Regions from separate parts of the Homo sapiens genome. Here all the other regions are linked to region 3. Evidence: chromatin contacts called from ENCODE Hi-C or POLR2A ChIA-PET data. All regions are on one chromosome and are shown on one strand. The core of a region is the stretch at or near the end of the contact, and the rest is flanking DNA. Distances in the headings are between cores, read along the strand shown.

The links. A loop is a pair of places that touch in the nucleus more often than their neighbours do. ChIA-PET counts read pairs that join two places held with the same protein, here RNA polymerase II (POLR2A). Pooled maps may share reads with other maps.
Region 1: a pooled map shows a loop between it and region 3 (4-fold over the local background). The contact joins the enhancer-like site here to the promoter of DANCR in region 3. A Hi-C loop is called at or near these places in 1 of 37 single-sample maps with no recorded cell type and 2 of 50 pooled maps. POLR2A ChIA-PET finds 5 or more read pairs at or near these places in 1 of 52 experiments (OCI-LY7).
Region 2: a loop to region 3 is called in a map of CD8-positive, alpha-beta T cell, with 19 times the contacts of the local background. The contact joins the promoter of SLAIN2 here to the promoter of DANCR in region 3. A Hi-C loop is called at or near these places in 2 of 168 maps with a recorded cell type or tissue (CD8-positive, alpha-beta T cell and naive thymus-derived CD4-positive, alpha-beta T cell) and 8 of 50 pooled maps. POLR2A ChIA-PET finds 5 or more read pairs at or near these places in 5 of 52 experiments (BJ, CD4-positive, alpha-beta memory T cell, T-cell and 2 more).
Region 4: a map of CD8-positive, alpha-beta T cell shows a loop between it and region 3 (12-fold over the local background). The contact joins the promoter of PAICS here to the promoter of DANCR in region 3. A Hi-C loop is called at or near these places in 3 of 168 maps with a recorded cell type or tissue (CD4-positive, alpha-beta memory T cell, CD8-positive, alpha-beta T cell and naive thymus-derived CD4-positive, alpha-beta T cell), 1 of 37 single-sample maps with no recorded cell type and 12 of 50 pooled maps. POLR2A ChIA-PET finds 5 or more read pairs at or near these places in 1 of 52 experiments (CD4-positive, alpha-beta T cell).
Region 5: a map of CD8-positive, alpha-beta T cell shows a loop between it and region 3 (7-fold over the local background). The contact joins the promoter of CEP135 here to the promoter of DANCR in region 3. A Hi-C loop is called at or near these places in 1 of 168 maps with a recorded cell type or tissue (CD8-positive, alpha-beta T cell), 1 of 37 single-sample maps with no recorded cell type and 10 of 50 pooled maps.

The regions. Positions count from the first base shown.
Region 1 is chr4:48,195,510-48,198,209 of GRCh38, forward strand. The region is part of intron 2 of TEC (tec protein tyrosine kinase); the gene reads right to left. Among named protein-coding and RNA genes, the nearest start is that of TXK, 63 kb to the left of the region's middle. RefSeq lists enhancers at 575-624, 645-694, 2,254-2,423. Within about 2 kb of position 1,347, at least 3 of the 41 ENCODE cell types and tissues checked have a DNase peak (open chromatin) inside an H3K27ac peak, as active enhancers do; they include OCI-LY7, where a contact is called at or near this core.
Region 2 is chr4:48,340,104-48,342,803 of GRCh38, forward strand. SLAIN2 (SLAIN motif family member 2) reads left to right here and starts at 1,426. Exons shown (of 8, transcript NM_020846.2): 1 at 1,426-2,025. The coding sequence starts at 1,637. RefSeq lists enhancers at 847-966, 1,373-2,286 and silencers at 1,117-1,456, 1,597-1,906.
Region 3 is chr4:52,711,120-52,713,819 of GRCh38, forward strand. DANCR (differentiation antagonizing non-protein coding RNA) reads left to right here and starts at 1,275. Exons shown (of 5, transcript NR_145129.1): 1 at 1,275-1,408; 2 at 1,705-1,840; 3 at 2,375-2,423. It overlaps MIR4449 (microRNA 4449), which reads left to right and starts at 1,563; the gene lies at 1,563-1,628. It overlaps SNORA26 (small nucleolar RNA, H/ACA box 26), which reads left to right and starts at 2,130; the gene lies at 2,130-2,251. RefSeq lists silencers at 1,081-1,914, 1,089-1,658 and an enhancer at 1,909-1,958.
Region 4 is chr4:56,435,008-56,437,707 of GRCh38, forward strand. It overlaps PAICS (phosphoribosylaminoimidazole carboxylase and phosphoribosylaminoimidazolesuccinocarboxamide synthase), which reads left to right and starts at 1,253. Exons shown (of 9, transcript NM_001079524.2): 1 at 1,253-1,321. The coding sequence starts at 1,306. It overlaps PPAT (phosphoribosyl pyrophosphate amidotransferase), which reads right to left and starts at 608. Exons shown (of 11, transcript NM_002703.5): 1 at 343-608. The coding sequence starts at 470. RefSeq lists enhancers at 313-492, 1,340-2,223 and silencers at 583-782, 923-1,212.
Region 5 is chr4:55,947,550-55,950,249 of GRCh38, forward strand. CEP135 (centrosomal protein 135) reads left to right here and starts at 1,396. Exons shown (of 26, transcript NM_025009.5): 1 at 1,396-1,510. EXOC1-AS1 (EXOC1 antisense RNA 1) reads right to left here and starts at 463. Exons shown (of 5, transcript XR_941069.4): 1 at 291-463. RefSeq lists enhancers at 205-354, 973-1,937 and silencers at 1,152-1,291, 1,342-1,801.

The sequences.
Region 1 (2,700 bases), core at 97-2,596, 4.5 Mb before region 3:
CGATGTTTATACAACTGCTCGTACAGGTCGTGTGTGCACAGCTCCTTGCATTCATCAATCTTAAAGTGCTCCATAATTAATTACAGAACCAGTGACTCTGCCAAAGTAATGAGTCATTTAGCATCTGCAATTTACTGTTGGGTAAATGGGGCACTGAGTTAAACAAATTGATCAAGGGCAAATGAGTAAGATACAGAAATCTAGGCTGCAATGTTGTACTCTTTGCTGGCTATCACAGCTAGGAGCCATAATTAAACTATTTGTTCCCTCTTAGTTTGCTCTTGCTAATGCAACTAACTCTCAATTGCTCTAGTGAAACTAACTCTCATTCATCCCTGTTGCAGAATATCTGGCCATTCTGAGAGATGCCCCCACAGTGCAAAATACAGAATCCCCACTGTCCAATAGCCACGCCACTCACTGAGTGCCCACCAGCACCTGCAACAGAAGCTTTATCTGTCTGCTTTTCTCTTCCTTACCCCCGCCTCACCTCCCTTCTGGTGGTACAGAGATACCACATTATAGCACCTATGCAGCAACCAGTCTTGGAAGGTGTGATGGTTAACTTTAGGTATCAACTTGACTGGAAGAAGGACTGCCTAGAGAGCTGGTAAAGCTTTCCTTCTGATTGTGTCTGTGATGGTGTTTCCAGAGGAGACTGGCATGCAAGTTAGTAGACTGAGTGGGGAAGATCCCTACTCAGTGTGGGCAGGCATTCTGGTTTACACGTCTTAGATCTCCCTGGGCTAAGAACCAGCAGGCCTCTATAATAGAGCTTACTGCTTAAAAGCAAAAAGTCTGAAGCCCAACTGTCTGAGTTTGAATCTCAGCTCTGCTACTTACTCACTGTATCTCCTTGAACAAGTTACTTAACCTCTCTGTGCCTACACTTCATTAGCTATTAAATGGGATGAATAATAGCACCAGAACTTCATATGATTGCAGTAAGAATTCGAAGAGTCAATTCATGTAAAGCTTTTGGAAGAACGCTGACAAACAGTTTAAGTGCTTGATCAATTTAGCTACTAATATTATTTTTGAAAAGCATACTAGCCCTTAGGAAACCTAAAAGCGAGAGCCACTAGTTTTGATTAAGAAACGATCCTCACACCTACCTTCTAGACTCCAAGAAAGATCTTCTGAGAGTTGATGCTGAATTTGACTATGTCTTATAAAAGCCATGAATGAGATGTTTCCTCAGGTCATGACAAATATCGGTTTTCTAAAATTACAGGAGGCCGTAATAGAAACGACCAGTGTCTACCAACATCCACTCTTTTCAAACAGAAAAAGAAATTAACCTTTCCTCATGGGTCTTACAATTCTGTTTTTAAAATGACGGTTGATGCTTCATGTGACTCCACTATTTTTACCCTTCGAGGCTGTTATTTTAGTTCTATCTTACAGTATGAAACCAATACTGAGCCAGCCAGTGACTAGATTAGCACTTCCTTTTTACGTTAGGAACAATTGATCTCTGGTAACTCACAGCATTTAACACACGATAGCAGGGAGCATCTTTGGTCAAAAATTCCTCTTCAAAGCACAAGAGTAATGTTACAAAGACATATTTTGCCGGTTTGTCAGGCTGTCTTGACGGCTAAGTCATATTCCGGTGAATATAAAGATTAATATATGTTTGATCCTTCTATAAACACACAATTTGGTAGCCCAAAAAATATCACAAAGCTATCCAGAGGCAGTGCAGTACAATGGTTCAGAGCTCTGGGAATCAGGCTGCATGGGCTGGGGTCCCAGCTCTGCCACATGCTCACTCTGCAACCTTGGGCAAAGTACTCAACCTCTCTGTTCTTTAGTTTCATCATCTGTAAAATGGGAATAGTAACTGTATCTGCCTCAAACAGTTCACAGGATTAAAGTTAATACTTAAAAAGCATATAAGACCATGTTTGGCACATGGTAAGCACCCAAAAATATGCTACTTCGGCATATGGATTGAGTTAAAGGCACTTAAAAAAAACAGCACATGCAAGAAGGGCACTGTGACCTTCCTTGTTCTTCTTGAAAGCATGAGATTAACTCCCATGAAAAAGGTGCCCTCCTTATACCAGGAGGACGAAAGACATTCATTCTTATCACCAGAGATGGGGAGCTGAGGCTGAGGGAAAGCTGTACAAACCTTGTTATACTAGTCCTTATCTTGCTACTTTTCCACAATTAACTGTCCTAGTCCTGAAGTGAATTCTTATACTTTCATGTTGCCTCAGCATCCATTTTGAATAGATTCAACTTTTTCATACCCAAAGCAGGGCTCAGTCACCCTTGATAGTTCTAGTTCCACACCACACCCAAATGGCTCAGGCCAGCAGCCAGAGATAAGAATTTAAAGGCATCTCTCCTATCTAGCAGACAGGGTTCCCCACTTTATCGAAGCTTCCCTTAAAAGCACCATTTAGGCCTTTGCCCAGGAACTCAAAGTGACCCCACACCCTACCCCTTATATATACTGCCAATTCCCACATGCATTTTCTCTCTCTGCCTGACTCCATTCCTGCCTCATGCAACCCGGAGATGGAGGACTGCCCTCCCAGCCCATTCCGCCCTTCCTGTCCAAGATCTGTAAGTAAAAATCTCTGAACTCATTTCCTACCTGGTGATGTATTGAGTTTCCACTTTTCATCTGAAGAACCAGTGGCTGCAGCTGCCTCAGGCCATGCTTTCCCAGGGATCCTGGGGGGA
Region 2 (2,700 bases), core at 176-2,675, 4.4 Mb before region 3:
ACTGTGTCAGTGTACTAGACATGGGAAGCAAAAATGAAGTGTCCTTAAATCAAGTAAACAGACAAAAACAAACGAAAAATAATTCTTAGAGAAAAAAGCAATTTAAAAAAAAGTGCAAACACCTATTGAGAACTATTGATCACGTAGTGCTAGAATATGCAGAATAATTAGATCTTTGTGGAATTGTTGGGAAGAGGTTTCCTGAATGAGAGAGTATGGGATTTAAGAAAAGAATCAGATATGGCAGGCGGAGAATATGGCACTAGAAAAGCTAAAGGGTAGAAGCAAGTCAGTCATGGCATGAGTCCACACTCAGGTGTAACAGGACTGGATCATTGTTATTAAACTAAGGGTGGAGGCGGCAACTGAAGAAAAGCTGCAAACACAAGCCAAAGCCGTTCACAATTGACCTCTGAAGACCAACGACTGTGATAATGTGATCAAAACAAAGCATTTAAGTTTTGTTTAGGTTTCCTGCCGCATTCTAAAGGCAGACTTCACATTCTTACAATTTTCTTCATTCTTCAGTATCTGTCAGCGTGTTTAACTACTTTTAACATACAACTTTTAAAAAAGTCAAGACACACTACGAGGAACTTTTTCCGAAGGAAGTGATCCAAAGAACAGAGTGTGAGTCAATAAACGGAGAAAGGGAGTAGAGAAGCGGTTTACTATCCCCCGCTTCCGCCCCAGTGTGCTGTAAACTTTAAGTCGGGAAAACTATGTTTTAACCGATGAGATAATGCCTTTAAAAGTGCTTAGCACACTGTCTGGCCAGTAGGAAGCACTCAAGAAATTATGATTATTTTGACCTTAGACCTCTCTTAACTGTCTGAAACTGGGGTTTCTTATTTTCAGGGGAAGAAACAGGACACAGGCAGTCTAGAGGCTCCTGCCAGCCGAGACAATCTCCAATTAAAAGTCGGCATCGATTAAATATTTGCTGAACAAAGTAAACTGTCTCTCCACCGCCGGGCTGAGCGCCCACTCGAGATCCGGCCCGGAACAAGGGCGAGACTGGCCCGCGGGTCCCACACTCCCTGTAAGGGGTGGAGAACACGCCCACACGCCCAGACCAACAGGCGAGGCTGTTCGAGGACCTTGTTAGCCACCTCAGCCCCGCCCGCCGCGAGCCTTCTGCTGGCCTCCCGTTCTGCAGGGACCCTCCCTAGCCAGCCCGGCCGCGTCCCACATCCGCCGACACGCCCCTTCCGGCCTAATCCCCGCCCCTCAAGCACCGGCCCCGCCCCATAGGCCCCGTCCGTGGCCCCGCCCCGCCGCGAGCTGGCGCCGGGTCCTCTCAGCGCCCGCCGGCGGCCGCGTCCACCCCCGACGCTCTGAGGTCACCGACTGGGCCGGCCCGCGGGGGGCGGAGGGACGGAGGGAAGATGGCGGCAGGGGCCGGATATTGGCGCCGCCTCCCCCAATCCCGGAGCCGGCGCAGATGAGGCAGTTCGGCTGGGGCCAGCGGCGCTTTGGAACCCGAGGTGGGGGGACCCTGGCGGTGGGGCCTGGTCCTGCTATATGCCGGCGCCTCGGCTAGAGTGAGCGGCGGCGACGCCTCTTTCCTCCGTCTCTTTCCCTGTCGCTGCGAGAGCGAGCGGGCGGCGGAGGCGGCGGCGGCGGCGGGGCCGGGATGGAGGACGTTAACTCCAACGTGAACGCGGACCAGGAGGTGCGGAAGCTGCAGGAGCTGGTGAAGAAGCTGGAGAAGCAGAACGAACAGCTGAGGAGCCGCTCGGGGGCCGTGCAGGGCGCCGGCTCCCTTGGGCCCGGCAGCCCGGTTCGGGCCGGCGCGTCCATTCCCTCCTCCGGCGCGGCGTCTCCTCGGGGCTTCCCCTTGGGCCTCAGCGCCAAGTCGGGCGGCGGGCCCGGGTCGGGCCCGAGGCGGACGAGTAGCGAAGAGCTGCGGGACGCCACCTCCTTGCTAGCGGCGGGCGAGGGCGGCTTGCTGGACGAGGTGGAGCCGCTGCGGCCCGACGAGCTGGAGCGCCTGTCAGGCTGGGAGGAGGAGGAGGAGAGCTGGTGAGCGCGAGGCGCCGGGCAGGAGCTGGGCGGGGACGGGCCCGGGGGCGGAGAGCGTCCTCTGAGGGTCCCTCTGGTCGGGCGCCTCGCTTTGTGTAGCCGGGTCCGCTCTCCTGTGGCGACTTGTGGTTTTCTTGCTTTGGCAGAGGGAACGTCAGCTGGAGTTGGGGGTTCGAGGCGTGCGCAAGTAACAGGGTTGTAGCTCGTTGTCCTTTGGATTGTGGACCTTCTGAGTGCTGGACCCTATTGGGGTCTGTGGGTTGGGGCAGCTTGAGAAGGGCTGTTCGCCTGGGGAGGAGTCGGAGGTGGGAAACTGCTTTGTAGGCAGGGATCCTGCTTTGTGTAAGATACTGGCTTTCGGATGGTGGCCCTGGGCATTCTGGATGTAGGAGAGGGGTCTGCTTGATGAGGTATCACCAGGTGTGGGGGTCAGGGGCAGACCAGAGTCGTCTACGTCTATGCAGCGGTTGGTGTTTGGGACCCATTTCTGGCGGGGATGGGGAGACCGTATGAATCAGCACTCCCCTTTGGGTAGTGGGGTAAACCTTGCTTTGTGTGAAGAGAGGGCAGAGGATGGTGCTGCTTTTTTTTTTTTTTTTTTTTTTTTGTTACTCTGTGTGAAGAGTCAAGGGTGGAACGAGCCCTGGCTCTTATTTTCTAAAACAAGAATTGAGT
Region 3 (2,700 bases), core at 25-2,524:
GTGCATGCCTGTAATCCCAACTACCCGGGAGGCCGAGACGAGAATAGTTTGAACTTGGGAGGTGGAGGCTGCAGTGAGCCAAGATCGTGCCACTATACTCCAGTCTGGGCAACAGAGCGAGACTCCATCTCAAAAACAAAACAAAACAAAAAAACTCTTCCAGGGTTTCCTGCATGGTCTGGCCCCAAGCCATTCTCATCTCAGGCCACTCTGCTCCTTAAGTTCCATTTCTGGGAGTCCTTAAACAGGTAAAGCCCTTTCCTGTTTTATCTTGGGGCTCTGGACGAGTTGTTCTTTCTGTTTACAAAGCCACACCCCACCAGAGCTGCCTGTCTTGATCTGTTAACCAAGTGTAGGCTATTTTTTGGTTTCCCTTCCTGCTCCACCCCCAACACCTGGGGAAAGGCTAGGTAGCATGTTGTTTGAGGGGCTCTGCCTTCAGGCTGCTTGAGTTCAAATCCTGGATCTACCACTGGCTAGCTGCTCTGTGACTTTGGGCAAGTTACATAACATAATTATTTCCCCATCTATAATTTGGAGATGATTAAATATATTTTGAGGATTAGATTTGTTAGCAGATGGTAAGTACGTGAAACAGCAATAGAAGTTCTCCTTTTAGCATATACTCCAATTTTCTTCTACTTATTTGTTTGCCAAGTTTGAGCCTGTTACCTTGAGATTGCTATGGTTGCCTTCTCAACCTCCCCAACTCCTACCCTCCAGCTGATTATGGTCTACTTATTGGACTCTGTAAATGAATAAAGAGGGAGCATGAGGAAAGGAGGTAGTCCTTCTAGCTTTAGGAGAGGCCACGGGAGTGAGCTTGTTGAACAAGACATGGTCGTGGCTTCTCTTTAAGCTTACGGTTTAGGCGGACACAGATGATGAACACACACCGGATTAGTGTGGCTTTAAGAAAGGGAATCCCAGGGCCTTAGGCCAACCCTGGAGTAACCTCGATGCCCTCTCCAGAAGGGCACCCGAGGAAGGGTCTAGGGCCCAAGAGCACCAAAATCACCAACGCCGGGGATTGGTAGGTAGCCTGAAAAATCTAATTCAGAGAAGGATGCTCCGCGCGCAGACATGGCTTATCCCCGTGCTACTGCATGAGCCACACCTAGGCCGGCCCCGGACACCGACAGCCAATGGCCGGGCCCGTCCCGCCCCATCCGGGATTGGCTGTGCGTGCCGCGGCCCTCCACCCCGCCCCGCTCAGGATCTTCCCGGGATTGGCTGAGCTACCCGACCTCTCCAGGGGATCGGCTGCGCGCCCCGCCCTTGCCCAGAGTCTTCCCGGGATTGGCTGCGGGCCTCGCGACCCTCCTGCTTCCCTCCCCGCCCCGCGCCGCCTCTCTGGTTTGTGCGCCCGTCGCAGGTCGCAGGCCTCTTTGTCAGCTGGAGTTGCGCGGTGAGTGCATCTCCAGTCTTCGGCTTTCGGTCTCCCGCGGGGAGGGCGCCCGGCCGGCCCGTGGGTCCGATCAGGGGCTGGGCTCGCCCGGTGTCCCCACGAGCTTTGCCCGCCTCGAGCTCCTCTGCTCCCGGCGGCCAGAACGGAGGGGTAGAGCAGCCCTCGGCGGCCCGGGGGGCGGGCGGCGGTGCCCGTCCCGGGGCTGCGCGAGGCACAGGCGCCGCGCCCAGCGGAACAGCCGGAGGTTCCCGGCGCAGGTCTGGGCACCGTAACAATTTTGCGCTTTGCTTCCCCAGGGCTGACGCGCCACTATGTAGCGGGTTTCGGGCGGGCCACGCGTGCGGGACAGGAACCCAACCCCAGCCGACCTTGAGCTCCAGGAGTTCGTCTCTTACGTCTGCGGAAGTGCAGCTGCCTCAGTTCTTAGCGCAGGTATGTTCCTAGCCTTGAGCGGGGTGGGGGAAGGAATGAGTCAGCCTGGAGCACGTGGCCAGTGGGACCGGAGGGTTCCCCGGCGTCTGTTTGTCGCCAAGGTCCGAATCCGGCTCCCCTTAACTGGAAGGAAACATCCATGTAGGGGCTCACCAAACAAAACAGCTGTGTTTCTAGTGTGGTTTCAGACTTAGAGAAGCAGAGATCCACGAGGTATTGAGAGCAACGCGGAAAATAGTAGTGAACCCTGTAAAAATCAAAGAAAAAAAATCACAAAGCACCCTTTCCTGTGCCCTTTTAAGGTTGACCCAGTGCTTTAAGAGGCTAACACAGAAGGGTAAAGTAAGTCTCCATAAAACCCAGAGAAGAGACTGGAAAGCTCCTCTTTGGATCCTGTCTGGAGTCACAACTGAACCAGAAAAAGTTTCGTTACAACTTGAGCGCCTTTGTGATTTTCTTTACAGTTTATAGAACAAGCAATACATTTCAGTTTTCTTTGGTTAAAACGTCATTTTAAAACTTTTCTTTCTATAGGTTGACAACTACAGGCACAAGCCATTGAAGCTGGAATGTCCTGTTGCTGGTATTTCAATTGACTTAAGCCAACTATCCCTTCAGTTACAATAGGAAAGTGCCTCTAATAAGGCCAAATATGCGTACTAACTTGTAGCAACCACGTGTCCGTGCAGTGCCACAGGAGCTAGAGCAGTGACAATGCTGGTGGCAACAGGGCAGTGTAGCAGGTGCTTCATGTTCACCTTTTCAACCTTTTCATTTAATTGTCACAACTCGGAGGTGGATTCTGTTAGGGACAGGCTGCCCCAGGACCACTCCGCCCCCGCTAACTCAATGCAGCTGAC
Region 4 (2,700 bases), core at 3-2,502, 3.7 Mb after region 3:
CCTGCAGTCGGGGAGGAGCCCTGACCCAGCTAGACCAAGCAAACCGGCGGTTTACAAGCTGGCCAGCCTCTGGATGGGTGCACACACCGGGGGGCGGGGAGGGAGAGAGCCCCTAAAAGGCATAAGTGGCTGGGAGGGTGGGCAGGACAGGCTAAAGTTCATGGAAGCGAGGTGCCCCTCGTGCACGCCTAGGCAACCCGGTCGACGCCACAGGCAGGTACTGGCTTAGGTCGGAGAGGTCGGTCCTCCCGGGCCCTCGGGCGCTCATGAGAACGCCGACTGCGGGAAGCGGCTCCGAGAGATGGAGACGCACGCCCCCGCCACCCCCACCCTGTTGCTCACCGGTGCTGCAGCCCCACGAGTCCCAGAGTGATCACATGCGGTACATCCAGCTGCGTGGGCCACTCTCCTGAGGCGATGCACCCGAACACGCCACATTCCTCTCGGATCCCCAACTCCTCCAGCTCCATGTCGCCGCCGAAAGCACGTGGAAGGACCTGCCGCTGCGGCCAAGGTGTAAGCACCAACCAGCTGCCAGCTCGGCCCGTCGAGCTCAGAAGCTCGCGCTCGCGACAGGCTCTTCCTTCCCGAGGGTGGCCCCAGCTACTGCGGCGGCGCGCGCTGTCCCTAGGTGGCGTGGCCAGCTCAGCCCTGCTCCTCCCCCTCCGAGTCCACCAACGAGCGAGGGCGGAGGGGCGGTCCCGCGGCTGAGGGGCGGGGTCACGGATGCTGTAGGGTGGAGCTAGCCTTCCCCTAAGAGCTGCCTGGAAAGCTGTATTTGCTGCACGTGGAAATCTCCGTTATTTTCCAGCACCCAACAGTAGCGTAATGGGAGTAACGGACTTAACCTCATTTCTCTTTCAGAGCATTTAGCCTTCATATGCCCTTCCCTGCATGCTTCCCCCAGGCCGTCAAGACTTGGTACGCTCCAACTTCTGAGTCGCTCCCGCAGCCGAGAAGGGGCCGGGGTATGCGAGCTTCCGCAGAGTGGGGAGGGGCCGCCAGTGCGCGCCACTTTTCGCCTGTCCGGGCACTGCGCCAGCGCGGGGCGGCCCGGAGGCGGGGTCGCGTCTCTGCGCCTGCGCGGCGGGAAGCCAGTGGGGCGTTGTTTCGTCCGATATCCGCGTTTCAGTCTCCGCCCATACCCCTCCGGGTTAGGCGGCTGTAGCGGAGCTCGAAAAGAGTGGCGCAGGGTCGCGCGGCCCCGCCTCCTTCCCCGCCCAGCGAAGCTCTCTGACCACCCCTCTTTTCTAGAGTTCTGCCTCGCTTCCCGGCGCGGTCGCAGCCCTCAGCCCACTTAGGATAATGGCGACAGCTGAGGGTGAGTAACAGGGATCCGGGCCCTTCACGGTCTCCCTGACCCCCAGGCCGTGAGCTCGCGGCCACGTGCGAGCCGCGAAACTCTGTCCCGCCTCCCTGCAGCAGCGCCTCTAGGCAGCCGCGCGGGCGCACACGTGGCCCAGGCGCTCCCGGGCCTCCCCGAACTTTACTGCCTCGGGGATGGGGAGAAGGAGCAAAGTAGAGGAGAACGAGAAATGGCCAAGGGGTGGAAAGGTGCCTGGAAGTATTATTTATAATCAATAGCTATTGCAAAATACAAGCAAATCAGTCTTGATTCGTCAAAACCTGAGTCTTGCTTTGCCCGTTAGGTTAATGACCTTTCTAAGAAGGTTAATAATTGAAACTTTTGAAAGACCTGTCTAGAGGCCGGGCCTGGTGGCTCACGCCTGTAATCCCAGCACTTTGGGAGGCCAAGGCGGGCGGATCACCTGAGGTCAGTAGTACGAGACCAGCCTGGCCAACATGGCGAAACCCCGTCTCTTACTAAAAATACAAAAAATTAGCTGGACGTGGTGGCGCGCGCCTGTAATCCCCAGCTACTCAGGAGGCTGAGGTAGGAGAATCGCTTGAACCCGGAGGCGGAGGTTGCAGTGAGCCGAGATCGCGCCATTGCACTCCAGCCTGGGCGACAAAGCGAGACTCCGTCTCAAAAAAGAAAAAGAAAAACCTGTCTAGGGGGCGTGTGTGTAAGTAGTCTTTGATGCCATGGTGTGTGTGTGTGTGTGCACGCGCGCGTGAAGTAGTCTTTGATGCCACGATAGCTTGGGGTGTGTGTACGTGCGTGTGCGTGTTTAAGTAGTCTTTGATGTCATGGGTGTGTATGTGTGTGCGCGCGCGTGTTGAAGTAGTCTGATTCCATGATGGCTGGGGAGGGGGGCTGTTTTTAGGTAGTCTTTGATGCCATGATGGTGTGTGTGTGTGTGTGTGTGTGTGTGTGTGTGTGTGTGTGTTCGTTCCAGTAGTCTTTGATGCCACGATGGCTTTGAAGAACTCCAAAACCTTTAGGCAAAAAAGTTGCACTATCAGGAAAGATTGTTCTTGCTATTTATGCTGGAAAAAAACAAATGCTGGTTTTTTCCACACACCCAGTTGCTATATGTATAGTGAGGCAAATTGCTTTTGTGGCTGCTGGGTACATTCTTTTCCACATAGAAAGTAACTGAATTCAGATTTTAAAAAGCTGTAGACTCAGGCCGGGCGCTGTGGCTCACGCCTGTAATCCCCAGCACTTTGGGAGTCCCAGGCGGGCGGATCACGAGGTCAGGAGATCGAGATCATCCTGACCAACATGGTGAAACCCCGGCTCTACTAAAAATGCAAAAATTTGCTGGACGTGGTGGCGTATGCCTGTAATCCTAG
Region 5 (2,700 bases), core at 146-2,645, 3.2 Mb after region 3:
TCTGCTTTTTTAATTTAGCCTATATAAGCCAAGCTCTGTCTTTGTTCAGGGCTCAGCTTTTTGGATGCAAATCCACGGAGCCAGTGCACACCTTAATAAAATCCTCCTGCTCCACCCATTGGTCTTTCTGGTCCTCTGCTTTCCCGCAACAATGGGAGTCTTCAAGCGGCCAGTGCCTTTTTCGTTCTTAACTGCCCAATCCGTGCCAGCAGAAGGCAGCTTTAAACCAAAGTGAAAGAGCTGAAGCAAAAAAGAAAGAAAATAAAAAGTCCCAGTTCTTCTGGGCTTACCTCCTGGCTGGCTCACCAAAATATGTTACCAGATTGGAAGTTGGGAGTTCCAGGTTCTTGGTGTTATGAACAAAGAATTGGATGAGACACACAAATAACCACCCCACAAGATTTATTAAGCAAAGAATATACCAGAGAGAGGAACGGGCTTATCTTCAAGTGGTGTCAGCCCTGGATTAATATAGCCTTTGTTCTTTTATACCCACTTCCTACACTTCTTTAACTCTAGGGAGGGGATTTCCTATAATTGTCATATCTGTTTTCTTGTTTTTTCTCTCTTAGTGCGCCTGCGTGAGCTTGCCATAATTTTAAGTGTATGTATGATAGGCATTCCATAGGTATGAGCTGGTCAGTCTTCTGACTTCCTTCCCTATTCTGCTGCCTCAGAAGGCCTATTTGGGAGAAAAGTAAACAGGAAAGAATGAAACTCCCTCTGACTGTCTGGGAAATTTTCAGGGGAGAAATGGAATTCTAGGATTTTACTATGTGTTTTCCATCTGTGAGTGGACTATAACGGTTTATTTCAATTTAATTCCACTCACAAATGTTTTGCTGAGTAGAATAGTCTCTGACTCAAGGAATTCACATTTGGGGGCGGCAGAGAGAGACGGATCAACAAATGATTGTATTTTGATGGATGAATTCTATGGTTCTACAGAGAGCCTGCGGGAGATACTATTGTGGGATAATTAATTGCATTGGGTGGTTGTCAGGGAAAGTTGCAGAGACAACGTGATATCTGCGTTTGGGGATTACGTGGTGAGCAGGCGTTCACCTTGCAGGTGAAGGCTACTCCGCTGCAGGGACCGGTACTGGGGCGGCGTTTGTTCCCCGCACGCAGTAGGTGATCCACACCTCCCGCCGACAGGAGGAAGAGGATGCCAGCTCAGGCACCAGCTGAGGTTTGGCATTTGCTGGCCGCGGGCGCCGACCTCCAGGGGGCGCCGTGGCCTCGCGCTGTCCGGGCCGTTGCATTTCCGGGCACTGGGGCTCCGCCATCGTCGCCAAGCGCGTCCCCGCCGCGAGCCGCTAATCGTCCGCCGCTCCCGTTACCGGGGCAACCGCGGCGCCTCCTCCGTGTCGGCCCCGATCGTCCCTCCGCGCCATTTTCAAACTGCTCTAGCGCCGGAGCCCGTGCCTGGACGGAAGGAGCTAGTGGGGGACTCGAGGCCTGAGGGCAATGCGGCTGGAGGCGGAGGCAACGGCGGCTGGAGCTGCCGGTGAGTCCGGATGTGGGAGCCAGAGGGCCAGCTGCGGCGGTGGTGGCGCCTTCGCCTTCTGGGCGGTACCCGCGGGCCGGGCTCGGGCACTGCCGGGAGGCCGCGCGGCCGCGGGAGGAAGTGAGGCCAGGCCGGGTCAGACCGGGCGGGGAGGGGCGCGGGGACTCTTCCCACCCACCCCGCTCCCACACCCCCTTCCCGTCAACACCCGACGGTAAAGTTGCAAACCGGAGATTGGGTGGAGGAGAGCTTGGGCCGACTCGTCAAGGAGCGTCTGTGTGGGCCGTGCAGACAGGCTTGCTGTTGACCAATGGATAGATTTAAACATTAAAATGCCTTCTCAGTGTAGCAGTCATCCATGCTCTTTGTAACAAAAATGTCGCAAAGCGTAGGACGACAGCCTTTAATTAACCTTTGCCCAGCTCCTTTGAAGCCTCTCCACTGCTTTCCAGCCTTTACTACTTTGAGTTCAATAAGAAAGGACTCTGAGATAACCACAGCTAACGGGTTTCTTTGTTGTCGTTTGGGGTTTCTTGTTTATCTTCTTAAGCCCTGTGCACACATACATACAGCATTAAATGTACTGGTTTTGAGACGCCAACCCCCAGAGTTAAGTAGATGGATACTTCTACACATATATGTATGGGGGACCCCCAAACCTAACCTTTTATGTTGCTTTGCTAGAAACTTAGAGTATAGCCACCATATTTGGATGGGGGTTATGGGGAAAGACAACAGTTCATGGGTGGGGACGGCCTAACATGTTTCTATCTGGGAGGATTTTAATCCGTCCTGTGTATTGAGGCCCTGGCCATGATTTATTGATTCATATTCATTCTCATTCTCTCCCCTCCAAAGCAGGATGTGAGGAGGTATTATCTCTGGGTAACTGGAGTTGGTAGCAAAGAGGGGAAATGTTTTGAGTGGTGCACCGCCTGTAAGTTTACACCCTGCTAGTAATACACCTGGATTTGTCAGGTGTATTTCTGATGTCTGCAGGAATTTCCCTAAAAACCCTGCATCACTTAGGTGTCTCTTGTGGAAAGAACCTAGGAAATCTATGAGGAAGCCATTCAAAAAAAGTTAACAAGAGCAAAGAGAAAGATATACAGAAAGGAGTGACCAAGGAGAGACTCAGGAGACCTGGTCTCTGATGACTGCCCACCTACTTTGTGGCCCCGTGGTTTTGG